Linked DNA regions of Homo sapiens: region 1 is linked to region 2. The links are chromatin loops, found by intact Hi-C in ENCODE. Cell type or tissue: PC-3. All regions are shown on one strand. Each heading gives the region's core, and the rest is flanking DNA. Links, peaks and the distances in the headings are about the cores only.

Evidence for each region. Hi-C counts contacts between places; a loop is a spot of excess contacts. Peaks named below come from ENCODE experiments on the same cell type or tissue, not always from the same donor. Only the 100,000 strongest peaks of a DNase experiment are listed, where the experiment ranks them.
Region 1: a loop joins it to region 2, with 3 times the contacts of the local background. A loop is called at or near these places in 17 of 110 quality-filtered maps.

What each region holds. Positions count from the first base shown.
Region 1 is chr13:112,692,415-112,708,179 of GRCh38, forward strand. The region is part of intron 1 of ATP11A (ATPase phospholipid transporting 11A); the gene reads left to right. Among named protein-coding and RNA genes, the nearest start is that of ATP11A, 10 kb to the left of the region's middle. RefSeq lists enhancers at 10,073-10,779, 11,401-11,944. In PC-3, for the core only: no CTCF peak of the experiment used is centred there; no DNase peak of the experiment used is centred there.
Region 2 is chr13:112,876,033-112,891,797 of GRCh38, forward strand. It overlaps ATP11A (ATPase phospholipid transporting 11A), which reads left to right. Exons shown (of 30, transcript NM_015205.3): 29 at 2,185-2,271; 30 at 5,844-11,136. The coding sequence ends at 2,262. Among named protein-coding and RNA genes, the nearest start is that of MCF2L-AS1, 85 kb to the right of the region's middle. RefSeq lists enhancers at 3,233-3,377, 4,489-4,633, 5,714-5,858, 9,476-9,620, 10,047-10,622 and 3 more and cis regulatory regions at 3,305, 4,561, 5,786, 7,102, 9,548 and 1 more. In PC-3, for the core only: no CTCF peak of the experiment used is centred there; a DNase peak (open chromatin) is centred at 9,959; H3K4me3 peaks cover 911 bases.

The DNA.
Region 1 (15,765 bases), core at 916-4,915, 190 kb before region 2:
TGGGAGGGGGACAGACAGACGTCCAATTTTGATGCTTGACTCCCTTTCTCCAGGCCTTCAGCTGTTTTCTGTTATATAGATCTATATAAGTGTTTGCGTAGCTTGCATTTTTAATTCCCCTTTGCTGTATTATTACGCTTATGGCATCACATTTTCTTTTAATCTAAGCGGTAAATATTCTTTAGTGAACTTTTCCAGCATATACATTATTGGATAACGTCTCGGGAATACGAGTTGTGGGATAATATTATTTCTGTTTTTCTCATTCCACCTGTGTTTTTTGCAGTGTATTCATCTGGCTACCTCACCCATATTTACACACAGAGCCATTCATCTCTATCATTTTAAGTTCATGTCTATGGTATTAAACTAATTTGACTTTTTCCAGAAACAGTCATGATCTGTTTTCTTGTAATTGCGTTATCGTCCACTATGTAGGACTAAATTATATTTCCTTTTGCTACAGAAAAAAGAGTCTGGGATTGAATACTCATATTTCCTCATGGTTTCCTTATGTGACTTACTTTATTAAAAAGGATAGATAAATAGACCCTGTTCCTTCTTGGTGTTCACATAGTCAGAATTCCTGGGACAAAGAAAGCTTTCCAGCTCCTTCTGATGTGTGAGGGTGGCTAAAAGATAAAGAAGTCCTTGGAAAACATTGCTGTAGGCATTTTATTGTGGATTAACCCTGGAGAGATAGCAGAGGCAAATGAGTGAGAGAACAGATGAAGGTTAGGCCAGGGTAGCCAGGTACTCCACACTGTGTGTTACTGGTGGTTTGGGTGTTTGGATGGACCGGAGCCATGCAGAGATACTTTGTATTTGTAAATGGTGCCGTGTTTGTATACCATGAGGAGTGCTTGTGCTTATGGGGTAGTGTATGCTCCCTGGGGTGATGTATGTGCTCTGGGGGGCGTGGGGAAAAGCGTGTGTGCCGTGGGGTAGTGTATGTGCTGTGGGGTAGTGTATGCTCCCTAGGGTGATGTATGTGCTGTCGGGGGCGTGAGGTGGTGTATGCTCTCTGGGGTGATGTATGAGCTGTGGGTACGGGGAGAGGGGACGGGGTGGAGAGTGTGTGTGCCGTGGGGTGGTGTATGTGCTGTGGGAGCCATGGGGTAGCGTGTGTGCCGTGGACTGGCGTATGTGTTGTGGAGTAGTGTATGTGCTATGGGGTAGCATATGAGCCATGGGGTAGTGCATGTGCCATGAGGTAGTTTGACCTCCATGACGTAACACTTTAAAAGCACTTCTAGGCCAGGCGCGGTGGCTCATGCCTGTAATCCCAGCACTTTGGGAGGCCGAGGTGGGTGGATCGCCTGACATCAGGAGTTCAAGACCAACCTGGCCAACATGGTGAAACCCTGTCTCTACTAAAAATACAAAAATTAGCCGGGCATGGTGGCGGGTGCCTGTAATCCCAGCTACTCAGAAGGCTGAGGCAGGAGAATTGCTTGAGCACAGAAGGCGGAGGTTGCAGTGAGCTGAGATCGCACCATTGCACTCCAGCCTGGGCAACAAGAGCGAAACTCGTCTCAAAATAAATAAGAGTATTTTTAACAGCATGGATGGAGAGCGAGTTCCATTTCCTCTTCAGAGCTGTAAGGTGAGCAACACCGATTCAGGTAGTTTAAGTTCCGAGAGGAACCAGGGCAGCCTCAGCGGGTAGCTTAGATACTTTTCTTAGATACTCTCTGGGCAGTGGCCTGAATGCTGAGTGGGAGCCTCCCTGCCCTTCTTAGCCATGTGGCCTTGGGCAAGTGGCTTAATTCCTTCTGCCTCAGTTTTCTCCTCTGAGGGTAAGAGCAGTACTCATTTCATAGCTATTGTGAGGGTTGAATGAGGTAATCTGGGTGGAGAGCCAAGAATGGGGAAGCTCTCAGTCCGTTTGTCATGCCTGGCTGTTAACATAGCTGAGTCCCTGGGTAGGGTTGGCTGGGGAGAGAGCAAACCTATGGGCTGCCAGTGCTGCTGCTCAGCTACCTGTGGGTCCCGGCCTGCTGGCGTCGTGGGTCACAGGAGAGGTAAACCGGGCACCCTGACACTGAGCATGGTGTGGAGCTCAGGTAGGATTCAGAAAGCTTTACACGCTGTGGTAAAACAGCCCTTGATCTCTGTAAGGCTGAGCATCCCGGCGTGGGCAGGATGCTTCCCTCCCTCTTCCCTTCCATGCCTCTATGTAGGGCATTTGATTTTTCTTCAGAGTTCTGTGGGTCAAGAACTCAGTCTTGTTATGGTCCTATAATCTTCTTTCAATGATTCAGCCCAGATATTCCTTGTTAGTTTTGTTCTTTTGCCTGTCAGAGCTTCTGCTTGTTTCTACCTTACCATTCTTGCTTCTTAACATTCTAAGATAGAAAACATTGAAGGATCTGAAGGATTTCCTTGCTGACAGTAGATAATTACTTTCAACACAAACTGTTATAAGTTTTTTTCTAAGAGAAAAATAAACATTTTTGCTTCCCGAGAACTTGAAGCAGTGCTATATTAGAGTGTGTTAAACCTTCTAGAAAGTCCAGCTATTTATATGCATGCATACATATCTGCTTCTTTTATTTATTACCGAATGGTGTATAATGTGAACATCAGTGTTCAACTGTGAGGTTGCCCCTTCTGAAAGACAGACTTATTTATTTAACTCAGTTATGCCAGCCCCTGTTTTAAAATTTTAGAAATGCCACATAATTTTGGAGTTTCTTTTCCTAATCCAGGATTAGACGATCCAGTGGGACCTTGCTGTTGTTCAGCTGCTGGAGTCTACACCACAGGAGCACTAAGTTAAGCTGCTTTAGCTGCCAAGGTCTTCAGGTATTTGAAATAAGTGAATCCTGAGGCATAGAATCCAAGACTAATAATCTGTCTCCAGCAGTGTGGTGGCAAGCCTGCAGTACAGACTCGTAAAGTGTTCATAATGAACAAATGTTTAACCAGGCAGCTCATCACACGAATTCACCAAGCACCCTTCTTGTCTTCAGGGCCTCGTGTCTTCCACCTGGACATTCTAAAGCAGTCTGCCCAGATGCATAATTTCACCTTTGTGTCTACACAAAGGTTGAATCATTTCCATTGCTTTTTGGAACCCTGTTGAATATCTGCTTATTAGGAACAAGCATCTTGAGGTGCTTTTATTTCTTGCCAGGGAGTGAATTTAATAACCTAGAGGGAAAAAAGTTTGTATTATTAGGTTTGGCTATAGTCAGCTAAATTTCTAGGGATAAGAACACTGTCTTCAGTTTACAATTAGTTAAAACTGTGTTGAATCCATGAATAAAAATACATAGTTGCTTAACTACACATGAAATCCTCTATTTACAGATGTATTAAACCCTAAAACCCAAAATACAAATTGTTCTCTGGTGCTTGGAGCATATGTTCAATAGAAACAGGGTTAATAAAAGATTCTCAAGTCCCAGACTTATCAATGTTTTTTTAACCAAGTTAAATGCTGGTAAAAATGCTATTTATTTGCAATAAAAATCAATAGCAAGCAAGTTTTACAGAGTAGAAATTCAAGAAGATCAGATAAGGGATGATTTTCTCTTTCACTTGGATATTATTATCTGAGAAGAACAAAATGGTACATCCCAGAGGTGCCGAGGTTAGGCGTCGGAGTCTGACAGACCCACATTCAAGTTCCGTCTCGGCTGACGGCTGCGTGGCCTTGGCAAGTTGGTTGCCCCCTGTACGCTTGGTGCCCCATCTGCAAGGTGGGGACTATGATGGTGCCCACCTGGTGGGTCTGTGCAGTGACGGGACAGGTCACGGCGCTCGTGCACGCTGGGTGCCCAGTGCACGGGGCGTCTTTGTTGCGCGCATGGACCTGCGGCTGCATCACCGTCCATGCTTCTGGGCTTCTTAAGGAGACCGCCTCTCACCTTGGGCTTTCCGGAACCTTCTCCCCGCACTCCTCTTCACGTGGAGAGTGGGTGACCTTGCCCTGCTCTCCCGGGGAGAGCGGTGGTCACTGGTGGGAACGCCCCTGCCACGCCCAGCAGCCTTTCTGCCTCTGCGCTTGCCTCCTCCGGTTGGAGCGAGTGACCCGTTCTGCCGAAGTCCAGTCCCGTGTGTGCTGCGGCCCCGTCTCTCTCCCTCTCTGAGTGACACTGTCTGCCCTGCTGCTTGCCGTCCCGCTGTTGGCACCGCTTTAGACCCCATATTTCCCAGCGGTCACCGTGCTCATTTTTGGCTTCCAGCTACCGTTTTTCTTAGGTTACCCCGCGTAGCTGGCCCGTCCTTCCTTCTCCTGTCTCTTCTGTGCCTACCGCGGGGGGTTCCCTTACCAAGGTCTCCATCACCCCCAGGCCCACCTCCCTCGGGCCCCTCTCTGCCCTTGCCCTCCACCTCAGCGACTCCGTGGGGCTTTTGTGATCCCAGCTGCAGTTAGCGAGCGCCCCTGTGTGCTCAGAGACACGCCAGTGAGCCGGGAAGGACAGAGACCCAAGTCCCATCCCTCTGGGGCCCCCTTGGAATGGGGGAGGCGAACAGGAAACCACCACAGTGAGTGTTGGGGTGCCCCGCAGGCGACGGTGCTGAGAAAAAGAGAGTGGGGTTGGGGGCAGTGCGTGCGCAGGCTGGCGGGTGGGCGAGGCGGGTGGAGGATGCGTGGGGCGCAGTGCTTGCGCGCAGTGGGTGGCGGGGTGGACGAGGTGAGGGCCTGGCCAGGTGGGTGCCTGCGTGTCCAGCCTGAGGGGCGGCCCACGCAGCAGCCTCTGGGAGCCCTGGGGCCTTCCGTGGGCTGCTTCCTGTGGCGTCCTGCGGGCTGGCCGCCCCTCGGTGGGCTCCGGTGCTGGCCTCTGCCTTCCCCAGGGCCACGGTGGGCTCCTAGTGGCCTTTCTTCCCTCTCCATCAACATCCTTGTCCCAGGAAGAGGCGTCCACTGCCTGCTACACGCCACCCAGCCGTGTTCATTTCCGTGTTCCAGTGTCACCCGTGTGCCTAGAACGTTCCTGGCACAGAAAAGCCACGCAGAAAACAGCTGCTGGGCCAACACCGAGACCCCAGGTCATTAGTGTTAATCAGAGTGATGAAGAGGTTGCCATTGGCAATTCGGAAGGGAATTCAGGGAGAGCAGCCGCAGTGCCCTGTCCCCAGAGCCTGGTGTCCAGAGCCAGAGTTCCGAGGGCCTCCTCATAGTTTTAAAACTCTTTATTTTATTTTTATTTTTTATTTTTGAGACAGAGTCTCACTGTGTTGCTCAGGCTGGAGTGCAGTGGCTTGATCTTGGCTCACTGCATCCTCTGCCTCCTAGGTGCAAGCAGTTCTCTTGCCTCAGACTCCTGAGTAGCTGGGATTTGTGCCACGACGCCCGGCCAGTTTTTTTTTTTTTTTTTTTTTTTTTTAGTAGAGATGGGGTTTCACCATATTGGCCAGGCTGGTCTCGAACTCCTGACCTCAGATGATCCGCCCACCTCTGCTTCCCAAAGTGCTGGGATTGCAGGTATGTGCCACCACGCCCAGCCCTGAAACTACTTTCATTTTAAAACGATGAGTTCCTAAGAACTAGACTCTGATCCCTGGAAACAACATGCCAACCTCTGGCATGCAGGACCTTTGCTTTCCAGGCAGGCATTTCCCAATTTTGTTAGATTCTCAAGGGAGCCCCTGCCCCTGCTAAAGTTAAGACTCCTGTGCTGGGACAGGCAGGCTCCTCTGATGTGGCTGCACGGGCGCACTCAGCAGCCTCGATACAATTTGAACTTCTTGCTGACATTTGAACACAGAGGACGGCACATACATCCCCACATTTCCCCACTTTTTTGGAAGTCTCGTGACTCCTGGCCTGCTGGTTTCCCGAGGACCGCTTCTGCTGGAGCGATGGCCACTTGGGGAGGGTCGGTGCTCTCCACTGGCCTGAGTTGCTGGGCCCATCACTGCTGCGTCGAAGCCTGAGACCACCCCACCCGGTCCCAAGGAGGACACAGGCTTTTCTGGTTTGGTTGAGACTTGCAGAGCCTAAAGAAAACTGCTGAGTTGTTTTTGCGAGTTACCTAATGGTGCTTTAGCTGCTGCATGCTTTTGTCCCATGGTGCGTTTGTTTGTAATTCACCACAGCTGTAATTGCAGCAGAGCCAGAGAGCTTTCTCCTTATTACATATCCTGAGAAGGAAGCCCTGGCAGCCCGACCTGAGAGAGGGTGATGTGGCTCACTCATGCAGGGATGCTGGGACATCAGGCTGGGAGTCAAGAGATGGAATTTTAGGCTTTCTCTGCCACCTTTTACCTTTGTAACTAGGGTTGATGTGTGAACCCTTTGGGCAGATTAATCATTAGTTGCCTCTTTAAACCAATCTTTTATTTATTTATCTTTATTTATTTATTTTTGAGACAAGGTCTCACTCTGTCACCCAGGCTGGAGTGGGTGCAGTGGCGCTATTTCGGCTCAGTGCAACCTCTACCTCTTGGGTTCAAGTGATTCTCATGCCTCAGCCTCCCAGGTAGCTTGGATTACAGGCGCCTGCCACCACGCCTGTCTCATTTTTTAATTTGTATTTTTAGTAGAGACAGGGTTTTGCTATGTTGGCAAGGCTGGTCTCGAACTCCTGACCTCAAATGATCCATCTGCCTCGGCCTCCCAAAGTACTGGCATTACAGGTGTCAGCCACCGCGCCTGGTCTTTAAACCAATCCTTTAAATCTTCTCCATTTTCAAAGTAGAGTGGGAAGAAACTGATTTTTCTATGAATAAAGATTGTGTAAGTCGTTCTTTCAAATGTGATTTGTGTTCACATTCAGAAATTTGTTAGTGACATATTTTCACTTATTTGCAAGTGCCTTTCCTTACAGTTTTTCTGCCACTCAACTCAGATGAGTTATTCTCAAGGATAAAGACCACTTAGATGAATATATTTTCAAATTCTTACTCTGAATGTGTTTAAGTAACCACCCTCTACCCCGTTTGGCAAAATGTTTCCCATTTTTCTGTGGTTTTTATTTTATTTTTTGTGGCTTTCAGAACCAGATCACTTCTTGGAAGGCATATTAGAAGTTTGCAGTTGAGACGATAAAATAAGTCACTTTTTCCTGGGAGGTGGTATTATGTCACACATCATTTGGTATCAAAATTTCCCCCGGCTGTGGCTGCAGAGTTGAAGGACATCAGCTGGCTGCGCTTGGGGTTGGTGGTCCGTTGTGAACTCTGCACCGTATAGTGTGTGTGCTTTATGTGCAAACGTTTTAACAAAGACAGGTTGCTGCGGGCAAGAAGGGTTTTAACTTCTGTTCGTGTTACTTCTGCTGAGTTGGAAGGAGCACATTTCACAGATGATGTCATTGGTGGAGGCCGAGCCTGCCAGCACCTTGTCTGCGTGTGCTTTGGCTGGACGATGGTCTACACTGGGCCCCTGTGCAGCCTCCTGCCGGGGAGCCTGTGTCCCACCTGGCTCTGCTCTGAGCCATTCATGTCGCCTCCAGTGGCAGCTGTAAAATGAAACTCATGGCCTTTGCTGTCTCTCTTGTCCTGGGTGGTGAGGATCAAATGAACCTTTATTAATGGACATGAAAATAACCTTGTAATTTCATACACTGAAATTACACTTTTCGTACGCTTTTCAATGTAACACATTGTAAAGCGCTGTAAAAATATCTCAGGAAAGGGCTGCCAATTTTTGTCACATCTCATGTGACAAAGGTAATTTTTTTTTTTTTTTTGGCTTGGAAAGGGAACGAAAATAAGATCATTTTTCCTGGTAGGAAGGTAAAAGATTTTAAAGAGAAGGTTTGTTACATGTGAAAAAAACGATTTGATCAAAGGCATAATTGGTTGAATTATGCATTCGACAAGGATGGAAATTACACGTTCAACAAAGATGTGAAGAGCGTGCAGCCTGGCAAGGCATCTCTGTCCTTAGCGTGCCCACCCCCAATACGGGAAGGGCAGGAGAGGCTGGCATGAGGCACCCGTGGTCCGTGCTGTGGGCACCTCCGGGAGGCAGCCTGGGACAGGCGGGTCCTGCTCCAGAGAGAGAAGGGGCTGCCGTCCGGCATGTCTGGGAGGCTGGGTCCTTCCTTCCCCAAGGGTTGTATCCACAGCCCCTCTCGATCCTCACAGCAGCCCTGTGAAGGAGCACTGTGCCATCCTGTGACAGGGCAGCCAGGTCTCATTGGCACTGGGTGCTGAGGGTGGTGGGTGGGCGCAGGCCTTGATGCCTGACTCTGACCTTGTTCTCCCCGGCGTGGTCTGCACCCTGTGAAGGGTGAGTGAACGCCCTCCTGGCCCAGTTCAGCCCCAGGTTGTGCCTGTTGTCCCCACATCGTTAATAATTATCCATAGCGTCCCCTTCACTCGCAGAAGCGTCCGAGCTTAGACAGCAGGTTCCACGGCCACTCCAACATGCGGTCTCAAACCCAGGGCCTGCAACTCCCGCCATGTGCCCCGTTCTGCTTGTCACCCGCCTCGCCCTGAGGAGCCTCCAGCTGCTTCAGGACTTGTCCCTGTGTCACACATCCAGGGCAGTTGTTCACTAGCATCCCCGCTACCCCTGAATCCATCTCCACGTGCGTGGGCTTGGACCTGCTTCTCTCGCCCACTTATCTGTGTATCTCTGAGTAGTGAGACTTCCACGTTAGCGCTGTGGGGAAGAGGCTGGGCTTGGCTCAGCTGCTGAGGGATCAGCCGACCCCAGGTCGCTGCGGCCCTTTCAGGAGGACGTTGGGGGGCAGGAGTGGCCGGCGGCCACCTGAGAATGGGAGTGGCACCCGAATATGTGGAATACACAGAAATTCGAGTCCGCCTGTGGCCGTCTCCACGGTCCTTTCTACCATGATTTCTCCATGTCCCCTGCAACAGCGACCCATCCCAGCCAGGAGAGGAGAACTCTGGGAGGTTGCCTGGCAGTTACAAGTGTGTTAAGTATTGTTGCTGCGTGCTTATCAGTTAGGCTCAGGCACAGCTACTAACTTCCAGGCATCTCGGCAGTGTCTGGCGTTTGGCAGTCAAGTTGTGTTTAGTTTTGACTTAAAGATTAAAAGGTTATAGAATACAGGAATAATCTACCTTTTGAAGGAAAACTTGCCAAGTTCGCCTGACCTTTGAAATGCCAAGAATCCCAGAGATGTTGAAGGAAGTGCCCAGAGGAAGATCTGGTCCACAGTGGGTATTCAGCACACTGATTTCTTTCCTATAAAAAATTATCTGTCAGGGCCGGGCGCGGTGGCTCATGCCTGTAATCGCAGCACTTTGGGAGGCCGAGGCGGGCGGATCACGAGGTCGGGAGATCGAGACCATCCTGGCTAACACGATGAAACCCCGTCTTTCCTAAAAATACAAAAAAATTAGCTGGGCGTGGTGGCGGGCGCCTGTAGTCCCAGCTACTCGGGAGGCTGAGGCAGGAGAATGGCGTGAACTGGGGAGGCGGAGCTTGCAGTGAGAGGAGATCGCGCCACTGCACTCCAGCCTGGGCGACAGAGCAGGCTGTCAACACATTTATAACCCCAGCAATGGACTGAGGTGTGAGTAGGTTCCGCGTCGCCCTTTTCCTCCCAGTGTTACCCCCGGCACTGTGCTTGTGTCTCGGCATCCTGTGGATGGGGCCTGCGGTTATCCAGCTGGTGGTTCATGAGCACACACATGCCTGAGGAGATGGATGGAGACAGGCGTTGCTAGTAGCAGTTCCTCCTCTTGTCACAGAGTGTGCAAAAACACTCTTAAGTACAGCCTGGTGCGATGGGTCAAGCCTGTAATCCCAGCACTTTGGGAGGCCGAGGCGGGTGGATCACCTGAGGTCAGGAGTTCGAGATCAGCCTGGCCAATGTGGAGAAATCCTGTCTCTACTACAAATACAAAAATTAGCTGGGCATCGTGGCGGGCACCTGTAATCCCACCTACTCGGGAGGCTGAGGCAGGAGAAGCGCTTGAACCCAGGAGGCAGAGGTTGCAGTGAGCCGAGATCGCACCTTTGCTCTCCAGCCTGGGCAACACAGTGAGATTCTGTCTCAAAAAAAAAAAAAAAAAGAAACCACTGTAAGTACAGACACCGTAGCAACCACACGGAGGCCCCCCGCCCCGCCCCCCGCGTGTTCCAGTGGGAAGCAGAGCCTCGGAAGGCGTGCACACGGGGGGTGCGTGATGGTGTCTCCCTCTGCCCTCAGATGGCCAGGCCTCGGGCCCGATGTGCCAGGGTGGGTTCTTGTGTTCCGCGGGCTTCTTGTCCCTTCTGTCTGCTGTGTTGTGCGTGCGTCTCTCTGGGTGGCCTTGGCCGGGCTTCTCTCTCTGTGAGACAGGCGCATCTCTCAGGGCTTTCTTCGTTCTGCTGATATCTATCCCCTCTCAGGACCACTCGGTTTCAAAAGCGGTAACTAAACTTGTCTAACACGTGTGCATGAGAGGAAGGCGGCCAGAGGCATGGGTCTGAGGGCTTTGCTTGAAGAGCGGGCGGTGTGCGTGTCTCGCAGCGCCCCCACCTCGGTGTCTCAGGGCCTTGCTGTCTTCCGCCTTTTTCCCAGCGTCTCACCAGCAAAGTGAGTTTATGAGAATCATGTTAACACACAGGCTTGATGATTGAGAAAGCAGATGCTGAGAATGTGACTATGGAATGAATAATTTTCATTATGAAAAACTGATACATTGTTTACGACATGATTCTCTGAGATGCTTGTTGCTGAGATTACAAACTTAAATGGTTTTATTGTTATGTAAGCACCTAGCATCTTAGTGTGGAGCTGAACAGGTACTGCCTGTGTTTCAGAGAGCTCAGCCGCTGTTACAGAATACTGCAGGCTGCATGGTTTACGCAATAGAAATTTATTTCTTGTAGCTCTTGAGGCTGGAAATCAGATCAGGGTGTCTGCATGGTGAGGTCTGGTGAGGGGCCCTCCTGGGGGGCAGGAGGCTGTGTCCTCCCAGAGGCGGGGAGAGAACTCTCTCTCTTCCTCCTCGTAACCACACACCAATCCTGTCTGATTAGGACACAGACCTCATGATCTCATCTAATCGTAAGTACCTCGTAAAGGCCCAATCTTCAGGTCCAATCACATTAGGGGTTAGGGCTTCAATATGAGATTTTTGAGGGGATCACAGTTCAGCCCACAGCAGTGTCCTGGTGACCGAGGCACTATTTAGATGGCGAATATTCAGACGGATCGGAAATGGCAAAGAGGACAGTCAGAAAAACACATTACGCCTTGTCTGTTGCTTTATGAAATAGATGACAGAAGCATGTTCCACGAAGTCTGGAAAGACAGAACGTAATTACTTAGTGAGAATGGGTTATTTTTTAAGTTGTGGAACAAAGTTAGGTAATTTGACCCTTCTTAGATGTAACAGACCGCAGTTCCCGTGGTTGGTTCGGATCTAAGGTTCTGTGTATTTATGTCTTCTTTTTGCTTTTTTTTTTCCCACTGGAGAAAGCTGGTAGGGGAGAGGTGGTTGGTATTAAAACAATGCTATAACATATTGTTTTGGTGTTTGCATTACAATCCAAACACACAGCATCTGGCTTATTGACAAGACAGATGTTAGGGTTTACATCACAAAACGGGATTGGGCCTGTCTGCTCAGTAAACTCAGAGGCTGCTGGATCATGATCTGGTTCTTCCAGTAAATGGAATTGCTTTTTGGAGCCCATACTCTGTTCACCTGCGTGTGTGGAGGAGGACGTCTTACCGTTGACAAAATTGGACCGTGCTAGTTGGAAGTTGCACTTGAAATGCAGGTCAGAACAATGGGATACGCTGGTCCTGCTGTCCCAGGCGGGGGAGTCACGGGAGGGCTCGAGTGCCACACCACCCACACGTCAGCCACCATGTGGGTTCCCAAGGCAAGCAGTGAGTTCCCAAGCCAGCTGTCGTCCACCTTTCTGGGTTAGTGTCTTTTTAAATAATCAAAGGTCTTTACCATCCATTAAGTACTGGCCCAGTTGTTGTACGCACAACTCAGAGGTGATTGTAGGTTGTGACTGCTCTCAGTCGGTAGTTAGGGTGGCCTCTGGCGATTGTTGGAGGAATTATGGGTACTTTGCGCTCTCTTTCACTGAAAATGCAAGGCCAAGTGGCTCCAGCACTCAGCAGAAACCATAACTGGTTTTGATGCTCTTGGGAGCCCAAGGCCACAGTGGCTGCTCTGCCCCCGCGTTGTCTTATCTGGAAAGGTCTGTGGGAGGCGAGGCTCTGACTGCGGCGTGCGTCTCAGGTTTGTATCTGGAGCACGTGAGAGTATGAGATGGGCTGGGGGTGTCCCCCTCCCTCTGTACTTGCTCAAGTACAGGAGCAGCTTGCCTGAGTCTGAGATGGGCTGGGGGTGTCCCCCACTCTCTGTACCTGCTCAGGGACAGGAGCAGCTCACCCATTTCCTTCATTCTTTCTGGCTTTGTTGCTCACCATTGCCTGGGAAGGAAGTGGCTGCCTAAATAATTAAATAATCTCCTGCTTCAGAGAAAAGAGGATTTCCTCCAACCTATTTTCAGCAAAGGATTAGGGACAATGAGGTCCTGCCAGTAGAATGCCATCTAGATTTTGGTGTGGTTTTCCAAGGTCTCAGATTGCCCACGAAGACATGGAAATGGCTTTCAGACCTCAGCGGGACCCCTGGTGTGGGGGATGGGAGGTTTGCAGGCAAATGGGACCACAGATTCTCCTTCACTTTCCGATAAAATGCCTCACAAACGTGGAATAACGGGCATCTCCTTTTCTCTCTAGAAAGTGCAGTGAGGTGACGTGATTTCACTCAGATAAATGGAGACAAACCATTAAAATATTAGGTAACCATCAAGTATACACGTGCTTTTTTGTTTTCAGTAATAAATGACTTTGGTATAAATCTGAAAGCAACATGTAAAAAGAAAGCTGGAGCGACTGTCATGGTGGCTGGAGTTTCCTTTTGTCCTCATTTCTGATGTTATTTAACTCCTTTTACCATTTCTCGGATGTAATGTGGAAACAAAATGTGCAGGCCCTCGGCAGCGAATGACACGTAGAGAGGGAAACCCTGGGATTCTCGTAGGGGAGGGTGTGTGATGTCCTCAGCACGCGGGGGTGCTCAGCAGTTGATGTTCATCCCGCACGCACTGAGCAGCTGCTGTATGCGCTGAAGATTCTGTGGGGAGCAAGAGGTACAGGCGCCCCAGCTCTCCTGGAGACTGGGCAAGGATGGAAGGCACATGGCATGTAGCACACCCGCTGTGAGGAGGCGCCAGGGACAAAATGAGAAGGGAAGGGTGTCCGGGACGGGGCATGGAGGACGGGAAGCCGGCAGGGACCATCAGAGGACAGCTCCAGGCAGAGGAAGCCCCCCAGGAGGGATGAGCAGAGGCCTAGTCTGAGACCTAAGCAGGTGTCGACTGCCCCTTTAGTTTTCTTGCTCACAATACAGAATGTATGTGTTGCTTTTCAATAGTGTTTTAAGCTTGTTTAATATTATACGGCCAAAGGAGGAAAATGTTACATAGTAGGTAAATTTGGATGATTTTTAACATTATAAAGATGTATTGCTTTATTGAACGAATATACAATACATTGATTTATAGGTAATTTTTTTATTGTGGCAAAACATACATAAACTTTACCATCTTGTCCATTGTGAAGCGTACAGTTCCATGGCGTTAAATACACTCAGTGCTGTACGATCATCACCGCCAGGTACTTCCAGATCTTTTTCATCATCCCAAACTGAAACTGATTAGGGGCAATTTTAAGTAGTTTCTGCATCTACTATTGTGTAGCTTGCTTTTTGGGCAACACTCTTTTTTTTCATCAGTGAAAGAGATCTTAACGGGTGAAGAGAAGACATTGAAACACAAGTGCTAGTTACGTTTAAATGCAGGATGGACCGAGATAGGAGGATTTTTTTCTTTTAAATAATTGGCCATAGTAAAAGGTAAAAAGGTAAAAACTTGAATGTGAGGACTCATTTGCACTTCATATTTTGCTTAATATGCTGAGAGCTGCAAGAGAGGAGGATCTGGTGTTTCATCTTAGAGCAAATCATACTTGATAGTAAGAGACAGAAAGTCATAAAAGCGTGATGTTCAGCAGGCAGGACATTTAAATCATACAGCTCATAATGATGTTAGTTGATGGTGTTACATGGTTCCATGGCTTTTTCCTAAGTGTGTTTATAAGAAATTGGAACGAGGATGTTTTCTGTGGCATTTTCTTCCAGGAGCTCGGTTCTGCTAATTGCTTGGTTTGAATAAGTGCTCTCTTTCCAGTTGGTCTATAACATTTCTTTTACTATCTAAGAAATTATGAAGAAATAGATTGATTAATTTGAAAATTACATTTAAGAGTATTTTCCTGTAAAATTGTTGGTTCTGTGAAAAACAATTCCTGTTATTTCTTCTCTAAATACAATGAGAATTTTTTTTGTTCTTATATTGAAATAGCTCTTTGATTTCCTAAATTGCTGTGCTGCTTTTTAAAGGACGGCATGGTTTCAGAAGCTATTAGGTTGGTGCAAATGTATTTGCGGTTTTTGCATTGTTGAAATTTGCTGTTTGATATTGGAATACACTCTTAAATCAATGTGGTTATGCCACACATCATTTTAATGTGAATTTCTCACTTTATGCTTTTTTGCGACTGAGTTATTACTTGCCGTTTAAGTTTATTTTAGACTGTGGAAAAGACGTTAGACAAAAAGCAAATTCGAGCGATTTTCTTATTCGAGTTAAGAATGGGTTGTAAAGCAGTGGAGACAACTCGGCAACATCAGCACCACATTGGGCCCAGGAGCCGCTGGGAACCACTAAACGAGCATACAGTGCAGTGCTGGGTCAAGAAGTTTTACAGGCTGGGCGTGGTGGCTCACACCTGTAATCCCAGCACTTTGGGAGGCCGAGGCAGATGGATCACCTGAGGTCAGGCGTTTGAGACCAGCCTGGCCAACATGGTGAAACCTTGTCTCTACCAAAAATACATAATTAGCCCTGTGTGGTGGCACACGCCTGTAATCCCACCTACTCAGGAGGCTGAGGCAGGAGACTTGCTTGAACCCAGGAGACAGAGGTTGCAGTGAGCTAAGATCACACCATTGCACTCCAGCCTGGGCAATAAGAGTGAAATTCTGTCTCAAAAAAAAAAAAAAAAAAAGAAGAAGAAGTTTTGCAGAGGAGACGAGGGCCTTGAAGGTGAGGAGCGTAGTGGCCAGCCTTTGGAAGTTGACAACGACCAACTGAGAGCAGTCATTGAAGCCGATCCTCTTAAAACTACACGAGAAGCTGCTGAAGAACTCAATGTAGCCATTCCACAGTCGACCGGCATTTGACGCAAATTAAAAAGGTGAAAAAGCTCGGTAAGTGGGTGCCTCATGAGCTGAGCGAGAATCAAAAAAATTGTGATTTTGAAGTGTCATCTTCTCTTATTCTACACAACAAAAACAAACCATTTCTCGATCAGATTGTAACGTGCGCCGAAAAGTGGATCTTATATGACAACCAGTGACAACCGGCTCAGTGGTTGGACCGAGAAGCTCCAAAGCACTTCCCAAAGCCAAACTTGCACCAAAAAAAGGTCCTGGTCACTGTCTGGTGGCCTGTGCCGGTCTGATCCACCACAACTTTCTGAATCTCCACAAAACCATTACATCTTGAGAAGTATGCTCAGCAAATCCATGAGACGCTTTGAAAACTACAACGCCTGCAGCCGGCATTGGTCAACAGGAAGGGCCCAATTCTTCTCCATGACAAAGCCCAACCGCACGTCACGCAACCAACACTTCAAAAGTGGAAAAATTGGGCTGCGAAGTTTTGCCTCATCCGCCATATTCACCTGACCTCTCACCAACCAGCTACCACTTCAAGCATCTCGACAACTTTTACAGGGAAAACGCTTCCAC
Region 2 (15,765 bases), core at 8,307-12,306:
TGGATTTCATGAAACGTGATCAGTTCAGGTATCACTAATGAGTGTCCTGACGGTGCATGATGTTAAACATCAGGTACATTTGCGATGACCGATGTCTAATTTTATGTTTCAACCTAAACAGTCATCTGAAATGAGACACAAATAAGAGAAAAAAGACTGATGCAAAAGGCAAATTATTTCATGTAAATGGAAACCTTTTTTAAAATTAATCATTACTTTAAAAGGTTGAATTACATAATTTTTAAGGATGGTAAATCTGGCTGGAAACGGTAGCATCTGTATCAGGAAATGCTGGTATTGGTGGAGCTGCTTATTTTACACACTCCCAAGTTTTAGGCACAAGCAGAATTCTGGGTCCAGGGAAGACGTGACGATGCCGAGTGTCCCCCCAGGTGCAGGGTTTGGCAGGTGTGAGGACTTAGCTCCCGGTCCCCCATCCTTTTCAGCAGCTGGCCTCTGCCTTCAAGCTCAACCCTAAATCAGAGGCAGTGACCACGACCCACCTCTGCTGCTTTACTGGGAAGCCTGCCTGTCCTCAGAGGGCCGCTGCACCTGTCACGGTCCCTCAGGACTCTATTAACAATGCAAGTTTTCAAGTTTCATCCCCGAAATTTCCAATCACTCCTTGAGGTGGAGCCCTGGACTGGGCAGTGCTGAAGCCCAATGGGGAAATGAGGGGTGGGGGCCCCTGGCAGTGGCTGCTCCTGCAGGGTGTGAGGCTCCCCAGGTGGGAGGAAGACGGGGAGTGAGTGGGGGCCGGGGCCCCAGCCCTGACTCACTCACGTAGCTCAGACACCCGGGGGCTGGCTCCCAGCGGTGCTGCTGTGCTGGGAGGGAAGACAGGTTGCCCTCCCTTGGGGGGCACAGCCTCACCCACCACCCACCTCCAACAATCAGAATGGGACCCTGGCTTGAGAGCTTTCTTGGGACATTGGTGCCGATTTGAAATGTTGAAACCGATGCCACCAGTTCCCGGCACTCCCTCCTTCATGCCTCCTGCCACAGTTTGTAAAATCAGAGCGAGCAAAACTCGTGGTGAAGAGACTGCCTCTCAATGTAGTGAAAATGTCCACACACAGCTCCACTGACTCGGGGGCCACAGGCAGGAGAAACGCAGCAGAACGTGCCAGTTGGCTGCTTATAAGAAGGTCCCACTGAGGGGCCTCTGTGCAGGAGGGGAGACAGTGGGAGCAGGAGCCGGGGCCCTGGCTGAGACTCCGCGGCCCCCAGTGCTTCAGGGGAAACTCACCGGCCCCAAGCAGCCACTCACTGCCCAGCCCTGCCTGTGGCCCGAGAAGCAGCTGTCCAGTGGTGGTTTTCTCTAAGCACGGTCCTTGGTTACTGAGCTCTTTAGCTGTGCAGTTCCACAGCGGGCACACGTGTTCATGACAGGGCTCTGTGCATGGGACACGTGTTCATAACCACATCCCATACATGGGGACGTGGCAGACACACATGTAACAAGGACATCAGGCACAGAAGAGACAGCAGGGCTGGGGGTCTGACCCCGAGAGAGAGCAGGTGCAGCTTGGGGGTGTCTGCTGGGCCCCTAGCTGTGGCCACAGTGGTGTGGCTTGGGGTTTGCACGAGTCTCAGCCCCACCTGGCCCCTGGGTGCATGTGGCTGCAGAGGTGCTTGGTCAAAGATGCCTGAGCAGGCAGGAGTTGAACTCGGGGGGTTAGGAGGGCCTCTCCCCGCAGGAGTCTGGGCTCTTCCATGCACTGTGCACGCAGCCTCCAGAGTCGGGGCTGCCGAGGGCCACGCCCCCGGATGTGTCTGACCACAGGCCCTCTGCTCTGCAACTCATCTCCAGGATGGGTGGGCACTTTGGGAATGCCAGTGAGGACCCTCCCCGTCCCACCCTTTGTTTAGAAGCCCCTGTATTGCTGTGGGTCTCTGCGTCCCACAAGAGCCCCGGGAATGCTTATGAACAGCTACACAGCGGGACCTGCAGAAGGCATAAAGCAGGGGGTGGGAGGGGCTGGCGGGTCACGGTGGGGGGCACCAGTGTCCGCCCAGAGTGACCAGAAGAACTTGCACGTGGTGGCGAGCCTCTGACTAACTCAGCTCTGTCTCTTGTTTCTCTTTCCTTCCCATTTCCTTCCGTCTTCCGACCGCTTTGCCTAAATCCTCACACCTTGTTCACACACCCCTGTGTGCGTGGCCGCTGACCTCGGGACTAAGACTAAGAGCCAGTGCCTTTCTGTCGAGCAGTCAACCATCTTTATGCTTTCTCAGACTTCCAGCAGCCTGAGTTTCTGATGGAACAAGGTGATGCTCCTCTGCCTTCCACGCACCTGGGATGGTAGACACGGGGCAGCAGGGCCATGCCCATCACCAGAGCCCTGAGTCCACGTGCTCTGACGCAGCGTCCACCAGGCGCTGGGTACAGCAGCCTCACGTCGGGAAGTCCCGCCACCACTTACACCTTCTCATGCACAGACTGATCATGGGCTGTGCTTTCCATCAGTCACAGTTAACCAGGGTTTCTCCCTCAGCGTCCGTGCAGCCTCAGAACCCACCTGTGTGAGGGTTCAGACACAGCTGACAGCGGAGAGCTGGCCACATGACCCCTCACACAGGTGTCAGAGGGGTTCCTAAGCAGGAAGGTGTGAGAGTTTGCAATTCACAGGTCATCCAGGCTCTGAGCTCACACACCCTTCCCTCTGCAGCCTGTAGAGCGTGGATCACAAGGCCTCCTCCCTCACGCACCCACTTCTGTGCCCATTCTGCAGCTGGAAAGACTGAGGGCAGCTAGGATAACACGGTTTGCTCAGGACCCATGCACATTTCAGAAAAGGGGAGCCAGGCTGAGCCACACAACTGGAGACAAAGAGGGGACGGAAGTGTTTGGTGTCAAATGTTTGACCAAATTCCCTTTTTACTGTTTTTTAAATGAAAACCTCATTGTTTTTCAAAAAAGCCTTCTATTAATAATTTGCTTTAAAAATGACGACCTTGGCCTTTCTGGGCAATGTAGAGGCGTTCACACGCCATTTTTCTGCGGTGGTGTCCATGATAAGAGCCGAGATTGCAGGGGCCTGCACGCCGTCCTGAAGTCGCGTTCTGTCTTTTAGCCGTGTGCTCCTGCACCAAATACCGCCTTCACGCATGCCTCCAAATCAGTGATGCTTTGAAAATGCATACTTGGTATTACTGTTTTACCAAATGCAGCTTAGAAAAATGCCCAAAGCAGAAAAAGGCTTCTTTTCCCTTTAATAACATCATCTTCTATATATTTTAAACAGGATTTTTAACTGACAAAATGGTCCTTTTTTAAGTCCAAGCAATTAATCAGAATCAACAGTTTTCTAATTTAGTGTCATCAGAATTTGTTAGATTAAATTGCAGAATTTCATCTCACCATTTCTGTACTTGAAGACATTTAGGATGAAATTATTAGGAACATTTTAATGACTCATAAGAGGTCCTTAAGAAACTGATTAAATCATGCCAACTCTGAGCTAAAAATAAGCATTCTAACGATTCATGTAGTTTGTTGAGAGCTGATTTGCTTCTGAGCATGTACGGAAGCTGAGCCCGGCTGCGTAGAGACAGTGGCACGGAGTTTCTCCTGCCCCCTGCGAGGCCTTGGGCCCCGGCATGACCCCCACAGACAGGGCCGGCGTCCACACTTGAACAGAAAGCGCCTGCAGCCAGCACATGCCCGGCGCACACGGGAACACGCCGTGGCGCCGAGACCACCTGCGTTCTGCAAAACTTTGGAGGAATAAACGTGTCACTAGTCCTCACGTGGGGCATATGTTACTTCCAGTGGATGGCTTTCTTTTAACCTGTTCCTACGGAAAAGAAAAGCATCACAGGCCTCAGATGTATATGTTATATATGTGCGATTTGCACATATATGCCCGTGCTGGCATCTCTGCGTATCTGCATGCAGTTCACTTCTCCGTCACTGTCCCCAGGAAGGGTGGCAGCCTCATCCTCTGTTTCCTACTTCTCCTCACCTGGGCGTTTGCCCATTCAGACGTGCAATTGTGCAATTCCAAGCCCGCAGTTCTTCAGCTCCTGTGCTTCCCTTATTCCTTGAATAAGGCTGGGCTACAAGATCTCAGTGGAGTTCTGTGAGCACGCTGGACTCAGGAAAGTCCGTCGCAGGGCCCTGGTAGAGCGGTTACTGGAGCTCGCTGTCTGCCGTGGAAGTGGGCGTGTGGCTGAACGTGTGGCTTCAGGATTCCAGCGGTGCCTGGTAGACCTTCCAGCCGAGGGACCTCAGACCCTCTGCCTCCCGCGGGTGCATGGCCCGTCCCTGAGCCTGTCGCTGTCTCAGTTCTGGGCTCGGGCCCCTCATGGGAGCGGCCCTGCTGGGACAGTGTTTTCCCAAGACGCCCCAAGCCCTCGCCCTGGCAGCTCCATGACACCCCATGCAGACTCCAACAGGGGCTTCGAGCCTCTTCCTGCTGGGGTCCCACGGATGGTGCAGGCAGAGGCCCGAGCACTCCTGGTGGCCCCGTGTGGCCCACGTCGCTCAGTATCTTTCCTCGCCTTGCAGAGGGGTGTGAAGCACAAGGCTCCAGTCCAGGCCGCACAGAGCAGCGATGGGCCCCTCCTGAAGGACCTCCTACGGCGGCCAAGGCGCAGTTAGCTCCACGCTAGGTAACTGTGCGGCTGCTGGACGCCGCCCGTGTGCTGTGACTGTCAGACCCGTTTTTCCTCCAAAGTTGTGCTGTGCTGTGCTGTCTTTGATAACAAAGGTTCACGGTGAGAAAGAGCAGCCCTCTTTACACACACATGCATTTGCTGTCCCAGGTAAGTAACACGCCTGAGGGCAAGCTGACCACACATGGAACATGCTGTGCACACACACGTGTGCACACTCACCCCACACGCACGGCACACAGCCTGACCAGACCCAGCATCGTCAGACACAGGCTCACGATCCTGGTCTTTCGGGGGACACAGCTTCACTTAAAAGGCCCATCAGGAAGGACCGTGCTTTGAAATCAAACGTGGTTATTGCATGGTTTGTGTGGAACTGGGGCCCAGGCAGGTGTGAGTGCAGGTCTTCTGTGTGCCAGCCGGAGCACATAGCTTGTCGCCTCTCCAACAGACATGGAGGCCATGAAGACATCTGCTCCTGCCAGCATCCGCCGCTGCCCCCTGGTCTAAAAGTGGGCTGACCTGGGGACGGCCCCTCATCAGACAGATGCGTGCTGCCGGCCTCCTGCCGCTCCCCTTGCTGGTCAGACCCACAGGGCCCGTGCACATCCGGGGCCCCAGTGGGCTGTCAGAAGCCATGCAGGCCCCATCCGTATGGTGACATCCTAGGCAACATGTCAAGGGGATGCAAGCTGGGCACGTCCAGTACTAAATCAACCCGGTCCCTGTGGGGTGGGGCCTGCCTTCCCTGGGGCAGTGAGTTCGCCTTTTGTTCAAGGGTCTCTGGGTACCGGTATGGCGTTCGAGCTCACTGCACAGGAAGCCAGCTACAGGGAGGAAGCTCGTAGGTTTCCCGTCCATGGCCTGTATCCCTGGGGCCCCTGGGTTCTTCCCTGGGATGGTGGGACAGGGGGACGGTCACTCTGTTGGTACTGAAAAGGAGAGGCCCTCATTCCTAGACAGAGACCCCTCGCCTCCATATGGCTTCTCTGGTGGGGTGGATCCCGCCCGGCCTGCCCTCAGGACGAGGGTGTGTCCTGAGTTGAGTCTAGCAGTTCCTGCAGGAGGCGATGGTAGTGAGTGCATCCCAGAGTGGCTCAGGTCACCCCAGGCAGCCCCGTGGGTATCCCTGAGACTGACCATGTGTCTCGTTCTCTCAGCAGAATGGGTGCGCACAGCCTCGGGACCGCGACTCAGAATTCACCCCTCTTGCCTCTCTGCAGAGCCCAGGCTACCAGAGCACCTGTCCCTCGGCCGCCTGGTACAGCTCCCACTCTCAGCAGGTGACACTCGCGGCCTGGAAGGAGAAGGTGTCCACGGAGCCCCCACCCATCCTCGGCGGTTCCCATCACCACTGCAGTTCCATCCCAAGTCACAGCTGCCCTAGGTCCCGTGTGGGAATGCTCGTGTGATGGATGGTCCTAAGCCTGTGGAGACTGTGCACGTGCCTCTTCCTGGCCCCCAGCAGGCAAGGAGGGGGGTCACAGGCCTTGCCCTCGAGCATGGCACCCTGGCCGCCTGGACCCAGCACTGTGGTTGTTGAGCCACACCAGTGGCCTCTGGGCATTCGGCTCAACGCAGGAGGGACATTCTGCTGGCCCACCCTGCGCGCTGTCATGCAGAGGCCATTCCCCCAGGCCTGTGTCTTCACCCACCTGCCATCATTGGCCTTTGCTGTCACTGGGAGAGAAGAGCCGTCCAGGGACCCATGGTGGCCCACATGTGGATGCCACATGCTGCTGTTTCCTGCTTGCCCGGCCACCACCCATGCCCTCCATAGGGTGAGGTGGAGCCATGGTGGTGCGTCCTTTACTCAACAACCCTCCAATCCGGATGCTGTGGGAAGGGCCGGGTCACTCGGATACCATCATCCCTGCGGATGCACCGCCGTACCCTGCTCATCTGGGAGTGGTTTCCCTGCGGTTACGTCCAAGCCCGCCTGCCCTGTGTGTTGGGGCTGGCTGAGTTTCGGTCTCCCCATCACCGGCCGCCTCGTGGAGAAGGCAGTGCCACGTGGGAGGACAAGGCCACGCCGGCAGCTTCCAGCCCTGCCGCAGAAGTGCCAGGATGTCCATCAGCCACTCGCCAGGGCACGGAGCCGTCAGTCCACTGTTACGGGAGAATGTTGATTTCGCGGGTGCGAGGGCCGGGAGACAGATACTTGGCTGTGATGAGCAGACATCCTCTGTCCCCGTGGAGGGGTCAACACCAAGGTGGTGTTCGTGCACCAGAACCTGTCTCGGGCTGACGGGGGTGGCACACAGGACACGGGTGGATCCCAACAGGCAGCACCGCACCTCTGCCCGCCTCCCGCACTGCAGCTCCGCCCGCCGGGCTCTGCGTCCCCACGTCCCCTCGTCCCATCCCCACGTCCCCTCATCCCGTCACCTCGTCCCCACATCCCCTTGCCCCGTCACCTCGTCCTCATGTCCCCTTGTCCTGTCACCTCGTCCCCACGTCCCCTCGTCTCCTCATCCCCACGTCCTCTCGTCCCCTTGTCCCGTCCCCACATACCCTCGTCCCCATGTCCCCACGCAGGGCTCTCCTTCGTCTTAGGATCTGTCCAGCGCTGCTCTGGGTGGGTTAGCAACCCCAGGGCTGCTGTGATAGGAAGTCCCTGTTGTTCTCCGTACTGGCATTTCTATTTCTAGAAATAATATTTGACATAGCCTTAATGGTCCTTAAAGAAGACATTTCAGTGTGAGATTCAGACTTCAGACGCTGAAACTGCTGCCTTTCAGGAAAGCACCACCAACGCTGGAGGAGGAGCCGGCCCTCACGCCCGCCCCGCGCCACGCTGTGGAACGGGGCTCCGGCAAGTGAAACCCAGAGGGTGTTTCCGAGGTGCTCGACAGTAGGTATTTTTGGAAGCTCAGATTTCACCATTTGATTGTATAATCTTTTACCTATAAAATATTTATTTGAAGTAGAGGGTAAATCAGCGGTAAGAACAGTGAACACAGTGGTTGGGATAAAATAAGGTGACAAACATCACACCAAAGATGAGGGTAGCGAGCAACTGGCTTGAGCAGACAGAACGGGGAAGACTCCACTCTGTCCCGAGGGGCCAGCCGCAGGCGTCCCCAGGGCCACCCTGCCCTGAGGTCCTTGTGTGGCCGCCCTGGCTTGGCAGCCCTGCCCACGCTGCCCCCGCAAACAATGGTGTGTGCGTTTTTACAGCCCTTTTTAGGAACCCAATATGGGCATAAATGTAACACCTGTAGCGGGGGCAGATTCTCTGTATGTTCAGTTAACAAATTATTTGTAATGTATTTTTTTAGAAATCTTAAAATTGCCTTTGCACTGAAGTATTTTCATAGCTGTTTATATCTCTTTTATTCATTTATTTAACATACTGTCTAATTTTAAAAATAGGTTTTTAAAGCTTTCATTTTTAAGTTTATGAAATTTTGGCCACTTTACATTTAGATTCTGGTGAGAGTTTTGACTGAATGTTCCAATCTCTGATGAATGCGAATTTTCAGATTTGATTTTATTCTCTACACACACCTCTTCTTTTCTTGGTATTTCTGGTGGCAGTGATTAGTTGAACAGCACATTTAAGGCACGATAATTTGCTACACTTTTTCTTTACAATTTGTTGCAATTTCATCTGCTTTCTATGTTTCATTGTTAATTGCCATCCTTCAGCCTTAAAAATAGAAGATTCTCACGTGAAGGTTTAGTAAGTTGGGTCCCAGCTCTGCCTGTGTGGAGATAGTCACCATGTACCTCTGACAACAAGTTTTAGTGTGAAAGTCACTAAACTTTTACACACTCCCAAACGTCTTTTTAAAAATTGCTTGGGAAATTATTAAATGAATGTGCCTGATGATTTGAAATAGACAAGGGGCACGAGATAAAAAAGAAAAGGATGAGAAGATCCTCAGTGAATGACGTTGCAGGGTCTTCATGCAATTTTCCACCTCGCAGTAGTTAGTATTTACTTGCCTTAAACTAACTTTGAAGCAAGTAATGTCAACTTTGAGCACTTTGTTGAGTTTTGAAAAATCTTATTTGTTGCTGCACAGGTTAATAAATTATCAATTTGTAATTCAGCATGTTGGTCAGAGACACGGTCACTGATTCACACCCAGTCCCTGCCACAGACCGTCTCAGACACGCACAGTGGGCCTGCTGCATGATTCACACCCAGTCCCTGCCACAGACCGTCTCAGACACGCACAGTGGGCCTGCTGCATGATTCACACCCAGTCCCTGCCACAGACCGTCTCAGACACGCACAGTGGGCCTGCTGCATGCGTGTTACCTGGCTTTTGGCTCCACGCTCACTCATAGCCATGTCCACATGGGGGCTTGCACACAGGATCACTCACATATGTACATGTACCCACCACAAACGTGCAAGCTCCTGCACACATGCATGCACACAAACGTGTACACAAGTGTGAGCTCCTACACGCATACACACACACACGTGTACATGCACCAAAGCATGTGTGACCTACAGACATGCAGAACATGCACGTGTACACATACCACAGACACGCGTGTGCATGCTCCTACACAATACATATGCACATATCATGAACAGCGTAAGTTCCTACACACGGACGTGTGATACACACATGCATGTACAGGTAAGCACACATGTACAAGCTCCTACAGGCTTGCTCTCACACACGTGTATGCACAGCAGAGAGACGTATGAGCTTCTACTGCACACATGCACACACACACGCACACGTACATTCACTACAAACGTGCAGCCTCCTGCACACGTGCACATTCATGTGTACACCACAAATGAGTTCCCAGACGTGTAAACACACGTGCACACATCGTACACATGTGAGCTCCCACACGTACACACAGATGCACATGGACACACCCCAAACACGCACAGGCTCCTACACACATGCACACACGTGTACACCACAAACGAGCTCCCAGACATGTAAACACACGTCTCCCACACGTGAGCTCCCACACGTACACATGCACATGTACGCACCACAAACACATGCGCAGGCTCCTGCAGGCGTGAATACACACATGCACACACATATACACACATGTGCCACAAACAAGTGCACACTGTCCTGGTGTCCTGCACTGCATCCTGCCTCCTTGCTGAGGGGCCCCTGTGAGAGGCCTCTGGATGGGCATGGGAAGATGGGCTCCCTGGCCCCCAGCCCATGCCTCCCTGGGATGAAGAGTCCCCCTCCTGGCAGAATGTCTGGGCTTTGCAGAGCAGGCCCCGGGGGTGAAGTCGCAGCTTCACTTACACCAGCTGCTCTGTGAGCAAGGCTTGGTGCCCTGGACAAGGCCCTTCCCCTTTAGGGAGGTCCAGCCTCGCAAGCTGAAACCTCCCCTCGGCTCAGCCCTATACCAGGCGGCCACAGCAGGACTGGCCACACCCACGCCGCACCTCATCCGTGCACGCGTCGGAGCACGGCCAGCCTTCCGCCACGAGCCAGCTGGGAAGGGCCGCGGCCGCCTAAAGCCCCAGTCAACCCAGCCTGTGTCTGAGCAGACAGGGCGAACAAGCAGGCCACACCGTCTCGAGGGAGGAGGCCAGATGCGGCCAGCGTCTCCAACAGGGTGACCATCCGCTCGGCTTGCTGAGCGTTTAAACAAATGTTTAGACAGGCTGTGGGGACTCCCCTGAGTTGAGCCTTGGCCAGGGGTCCGGTGCTGTCGCGGGAAACCTCCAGCCTTGTTCTTCAAACCACTCAGCTCATGTGTTTTGCACTGACTAGTACTGAATAATACAACCACTCTTATTTAATGTTAGTATTATTTATTTGACAACTCAGTGTCTAACAGCTTGATATGCAGGTCCTTGCATCCTACATTTCTTTAGGAAGTTACCCATTTGTAACTTTAAAAACAGGAAAAATATCAGTTGGCAAATGCAATCTTTTTTTTTTTTAAGCTAAAGGTGGGTGAACTGGAATGAAAATCTTTCTGATGTTGTGTCTATAAGCAGCCTTGATGGGATATGTTAGAAGTGTCATGAAAGTGTGATTCTACTTTTGCAGAAAAATCTAAAGATCAATTTATATAGCTTTATTTTTTACTTTATCAAAGTATACAGAATTTTAATATGCATATATTGTGTCTGACTTAAAATTATAATGTCTGCGTCACCATTTAAAATGTCTGTTCATTATGTAATGTAATAAAAGAAGGTCTTCAAAAATGTATTTAACATGAATGGTATCCATAGTTGTCATCATCATAAATACTGGAGTTTATTTTTAAATTATTAAACATAGTAGGTGCATTAACATAAATCAGTCTCCACACAGTAACATTTAACTGATAATTCATTAATCAGCTTTGAAAAATTAAATTGTTAATTAAACCAATCTAACATTTCAGTAAAGTTTATTTTGTATGCTTCTGTTTTTAACTTTTATTTCTGTAGATAAACTGACTGGATAATATTATATTGGACTTTTCTCTAGATTATCTAAGCAGGAGACCTGAATCTGCTTGCAATAAAGAATAAAAGTCTGCTTCAGTTTCTTTATAAAGAAACTCACACAAGTGGTGTGTACATTTTCTGCTCTGAGAAACTGTGCAGTCAGAACACTTCGCAGCGTGCTTCTGTGCGGGATGGAGGTGGCAAGCCCAGTGGGTGATGTGGGCCCTCCCTGGCTGTTCCCTCGGCTGCCACCCCCTGCAGGGATACCAGGTGTGCCAGGTGCAGGGCCCTGGTGCTGACTGCCCTGGATGCCAGTGCCTGCACAGAACCGGAAACACCACTGGGTTTCCCAACCTTCTGGTCCATCCCCACCACAAGCTCCTCCCTGACCTCTGCCAAGCTCCTGCCTGCCACCTCGTGCTTGGGGTCTAGGTGCCCCCTTTCCATCCCAATTTTCCCTCTTGACCAAACCCCAGGCTCCTCCAGGCCCTTCAGCCTCCTGGGCTCTGTTGGCTGAACCCAGCCTTTCCCACTCTGAAGTAGAGGGCATTCCCTGCCCCCTGCCACTCCCAGCCCTGGCAGAATTCTGGGTGCTGCCACGGAGCCCCCGGAATGCCCCCTGGCCTTGGAGGCCGTGGCCTTGTCCCAACCCTGACCTCACCCTCTCTCGAGTTCCACCCAGCCCGGCCGTGTCATACTCTGCAGTTTTGTGTCTTGTCTGGAAACACCAACTTCAAAACACCACCAGGTCCCAACTTCTGGGATCCCAGCTCCATTGGGGCACCCGGAGAGGGGCCTTGGGGTGGATCCTAGAGCATCCCTGGTGGCTGGTGCCTGAGTCCCGCCTGGCTACATCTCCTCTCCCTGCTCAGCCACCTGCTTCCCATGGAGTCTCAGCTCAGGGCCACGTGGGAAACACCCCGGGAGGGGACAGAGGGCCCCTGGCTCGCAGGCTGGAATTCTAAACATGGGACTTTTTCTGGCTCCTGAACGCCACAAAGTCGGGGGTACTTTTCACAGGCAGTGCTCCGAAGGCATCTGTGGGGTGAATGAACCTACAGCTGCCCTGGATTCTCTCCGAAATGCTTTCCTCTCGTTCCCTGGATTCTCAGCATCTTCATGTGGGCTTACCTTTACCTTTCCAGCTCGTAACCCTGAAGCCATCTTCCGTACAGCTGTCTCTTCCTCTTGTAGCAGGAAAACAGATAATGCTGTGATTTTGCGGGTCATGGGGAGAAGAGGGGAGGGGCAGAGCAGGCTGGTCCCAGGGGGCGGCACTAGGGTGGGAAGGCCTGGCCCTAATGAGTGACCCAAACTCGCTTCACCTCCCCCTGCTCTCCAGACAGAAGACATGAATCCTGAAAGCGAGATGCCCAGTGACCCTGCCCACTGCCCAAGGAGGAGGAAGCCTGGCCCTCCCTGCCCATCAGGGCCTCCTGGGGAAGCCAGAGGGGGATGCAAGCTTGCCCTCCACACTGGCCCATCTGTCCCGTGCCAAAGATCTTTTCTTAACTGCAGATGCTAGGTCACTGGGGGCCTCTGTGGGTGTTTAGCAAACATCATCAACCACACAGGCCACCCGAGGCCCCCACAGCAGATGATGCCGCCTGTGGACCTGAATGGGAGTGTCTGTGTGCCTGCAGCGGTGAGGATGGAGGAAGGCGTGGCTCGTGTGGCGCTGCGTGCCCCGCGCTGATGCTGGGGCTCCCAGAGCCGCCCACGTGGCCTGTGGCGCACTTGCTCAGTGGCGGGTCCTGAGGTGGACGAGGACTGGCCCTGTCCTGAGGAGGCTGCCGGTCCTTTGCACGCGCAGTGAACCCGCTCACCTCGTGCAGCCTGTCCTGACGACTGCTTTCCACAACAGCATAGCGTGTGGCCTGCCAGTGAACGGGCCCAGGTGTGGGAGGGACGCAGGGACAGAACCCACAGGAGCCCCTTCCCGGTGTCTCGAGAGGTGTCCTCAGGGCGTCCTCGGGGCATCCTCAGGTGTCCTCCGGGTGTCCTCAGGTGTCCTCAGGGTGTTCTGGCATCCACCAGCCTGCCCAGGGCATCCGCTGCTCCCCCACATCAACTGAGGGCTGTTCCATGCCAGCCTCATACTCTCACCTGGGACAGGATTGCTGGGAGGGCTCAGGGGACGGGGCAAGGCCAGCCAAGCCCAGAAGGGCTGGAGGGAGAGCGAGGCCGGCATAAAATGGTTCTCAGCTCATGTGGAGCCACAGATGCTGGCTTGGGGCAGCCTCCAGGCTCTGACAGGGAGGCTGGTTTGTTCAGGTGTCCTCCAGTGTCCCAGCAAAGGGGACATTCCAGCAGCACCTGGGGCCAAGAGAGAGGGAGGAGGATGGAGCCTGGAGAAGAAATAAAAGTTGGAATTAAAAGTTGTTTGCTGGGAGAGGAAGAGCCATGTGCCTATCTCAAAAGCGTGGGTGACATGCGTGCTTCCTGTGAGCGCCCTGCGGAGGCTCGTCTGTGCACCAACACCCCGGGGTCTCCCCAGGTGTGGCAGCACCACCCTGTCCTCCACCTGCATCTCCTCTGGGCGCTCTCCATGCGGCGCTGGGGTCAGGGCCCGCCCCACTGACCTCCTTTTAGCTCGGTCGCCTCTGTAAAGACCCCATCTCCAACCAAGGCCACATTCTGAGGCACTGGGAGTTAGCACTCCGACATCTCTTTTTGGAAGACACAATTCAACCCCCAACACTCCGTTCTGGGGGGCCATGGAAATGCCTCATCCGGCTTCAGGGCAGTCACACCTGGGAGCAGCCGCGGCCTGCGGGGTGGATCCGGGCCTGTGCGGCGGTGGGGTGGGGTTGGAGGGGTGTTTGAGGCCATGGCTGCTCCTTGGATGACAACCTGGAACACACCAGGGGAGCTCGCTTGCCATCGGTTCTGAGTGGCTCAACCTGGGTGACTGCAATGGACCGAGAGGGTCCGGGTCGTCCCCAACCCGCAAAGGCATCCAGGAAGCCACCCGGGGACCCTGCTCAGAGCAAGGCAGAGCCAGACACACAGCAACAGGCAAGCCGCCCCGCAGAGGATGAGCCGAGGCAGCACGCACCAACACGGGGCTAAAGTCAGCATCTCACTCATCTCACAAGGCTTCCTGACTTCTTAAGACATCAGTGGTTACTCTAAAAGAGAAGAGCAGGCCGTGGCGGGCAGGTGACCCCTCACCGTCGCCCTGGGGGAAGGAGCGGGCTGTGGCGGCCGGGTGACCTCTCACCGTCTCTGTGGCGGCATCACTGTCTTTCTGCCGGCCAAGCCATCGGGGCAGCAGAAGAGTCTCAAACAGAAACCCGGCTCAGCTCTTGTTTCTCACCTCCTTGTTTCAGCAAAATTCTCCCCAAAAGGTGGCTATATTTGTTGTCTCTGTCTCCGTACACACCCTCATCTGCCTCCCGATCTGTGGACGGCTTCTGGGCCCTCGTGGGACGGCTGGGTCCTGTCTGTCTCTGCTTCTCAGCGGGCCCCGGCGCAGGCCACCACCCCACCTGCCCTCGTGGTCTGCGTTCTTTGCCTTCACAGCATGAATCTCACCCCGATTTGAGGCTGTGTCTGTGTACATTAACCTATTTTATGTATTTTTACTGAGACATAAGCTCCAAGAAGTGAGAGACTTTGCCTCGCTCTGGGCCGAGCCCTGTGTCCAGCATGGGGCCTGGGGTGCAGGAAGGACGCAGTGACCATGGGGCTGGCTGGACACAGACTCAGGGCCCCTGCCCGGCTCAGCTTCCCAGTGAGGATTCCAGGTGCTGGGTGCCTGGTTGTAGCCAGCCAGACCACCCTGGTCAGAGGTTTCGGGACAAGGGCTGGCAGGAAGCCCTTCCCATACAGCTGGAGCCCATGAGGCCGAGCCCGACGGCACCTGGGCAGTGAGAAGCCAAGACCTCGGCACTTTCGTTCTGGAGGAGGGGGTGAGGGAGGGACAGTACCGCTGTCTTGTCTAGGCAGGGTTTGTGCAGATTTGGGGGCTGGAGGAGGCCAGCGTAGCCCTGCCCTGCTCCCTCCAGCCACCCAGAACTGCAGAGGCGCCAGGCCCAAGTCTGCCTGTGGCGTGTCCAACACAGAAGGGCAGATTCCGAGACAAACCAGGGTGGCTACAGGTTTACAAGGGGGCCCTGTGGTCTTTCCTCTGTAGGTGGGAGGACACTGTCGCCACCTTCCTCGGCTGTGTAAGGCGAGCACAAAGGAGTCTCCCACCTGAGATACGATCACTCCTTTTCTTTCCCGTACAGACATCTCTGTGGGAGCGATGCTTTCACATAAAGCGCTTAATCTCCAATGGTAAAGTTTCCAACACTAAGTCGAGACGTTGGAACAATTTGGAAGCAGATGAACCTTCCTAAACTGCTTATGGGACACAGTGACCACACGGAGATGCCCTGGAAGGATTCCAGCCTTTGGGGTCACAGGCACGGGCACCACAGCTTCCCGGGTGCCTGCTACCTGAGCTCGCTGTAAGTGCCGCACGGCTTACGTGGAATCCACAGAGGCAGCCCGTACTCCCCCCTCCATGTGCAGCGCCCAGACACGTGTGCCGAGGCTGCAGGTGTGCTACAGTGCGGCGGCCAACCGGCTTTCCCCTGCAGCCTCAGCTCCTGCGGGATCTGCTCACTGGTAGGCAGTGACGCCCTGGCGGGAGTTGTCCCTGAGGTCTCTGCTCCTCCTGCTGTGCTCGCAGGGGAACCTGTTTGTGACGTAGTCTCCTTGTGCCCCACTGGGCTTCTGAGGCTGTGAAAGCTGGTGGAGCA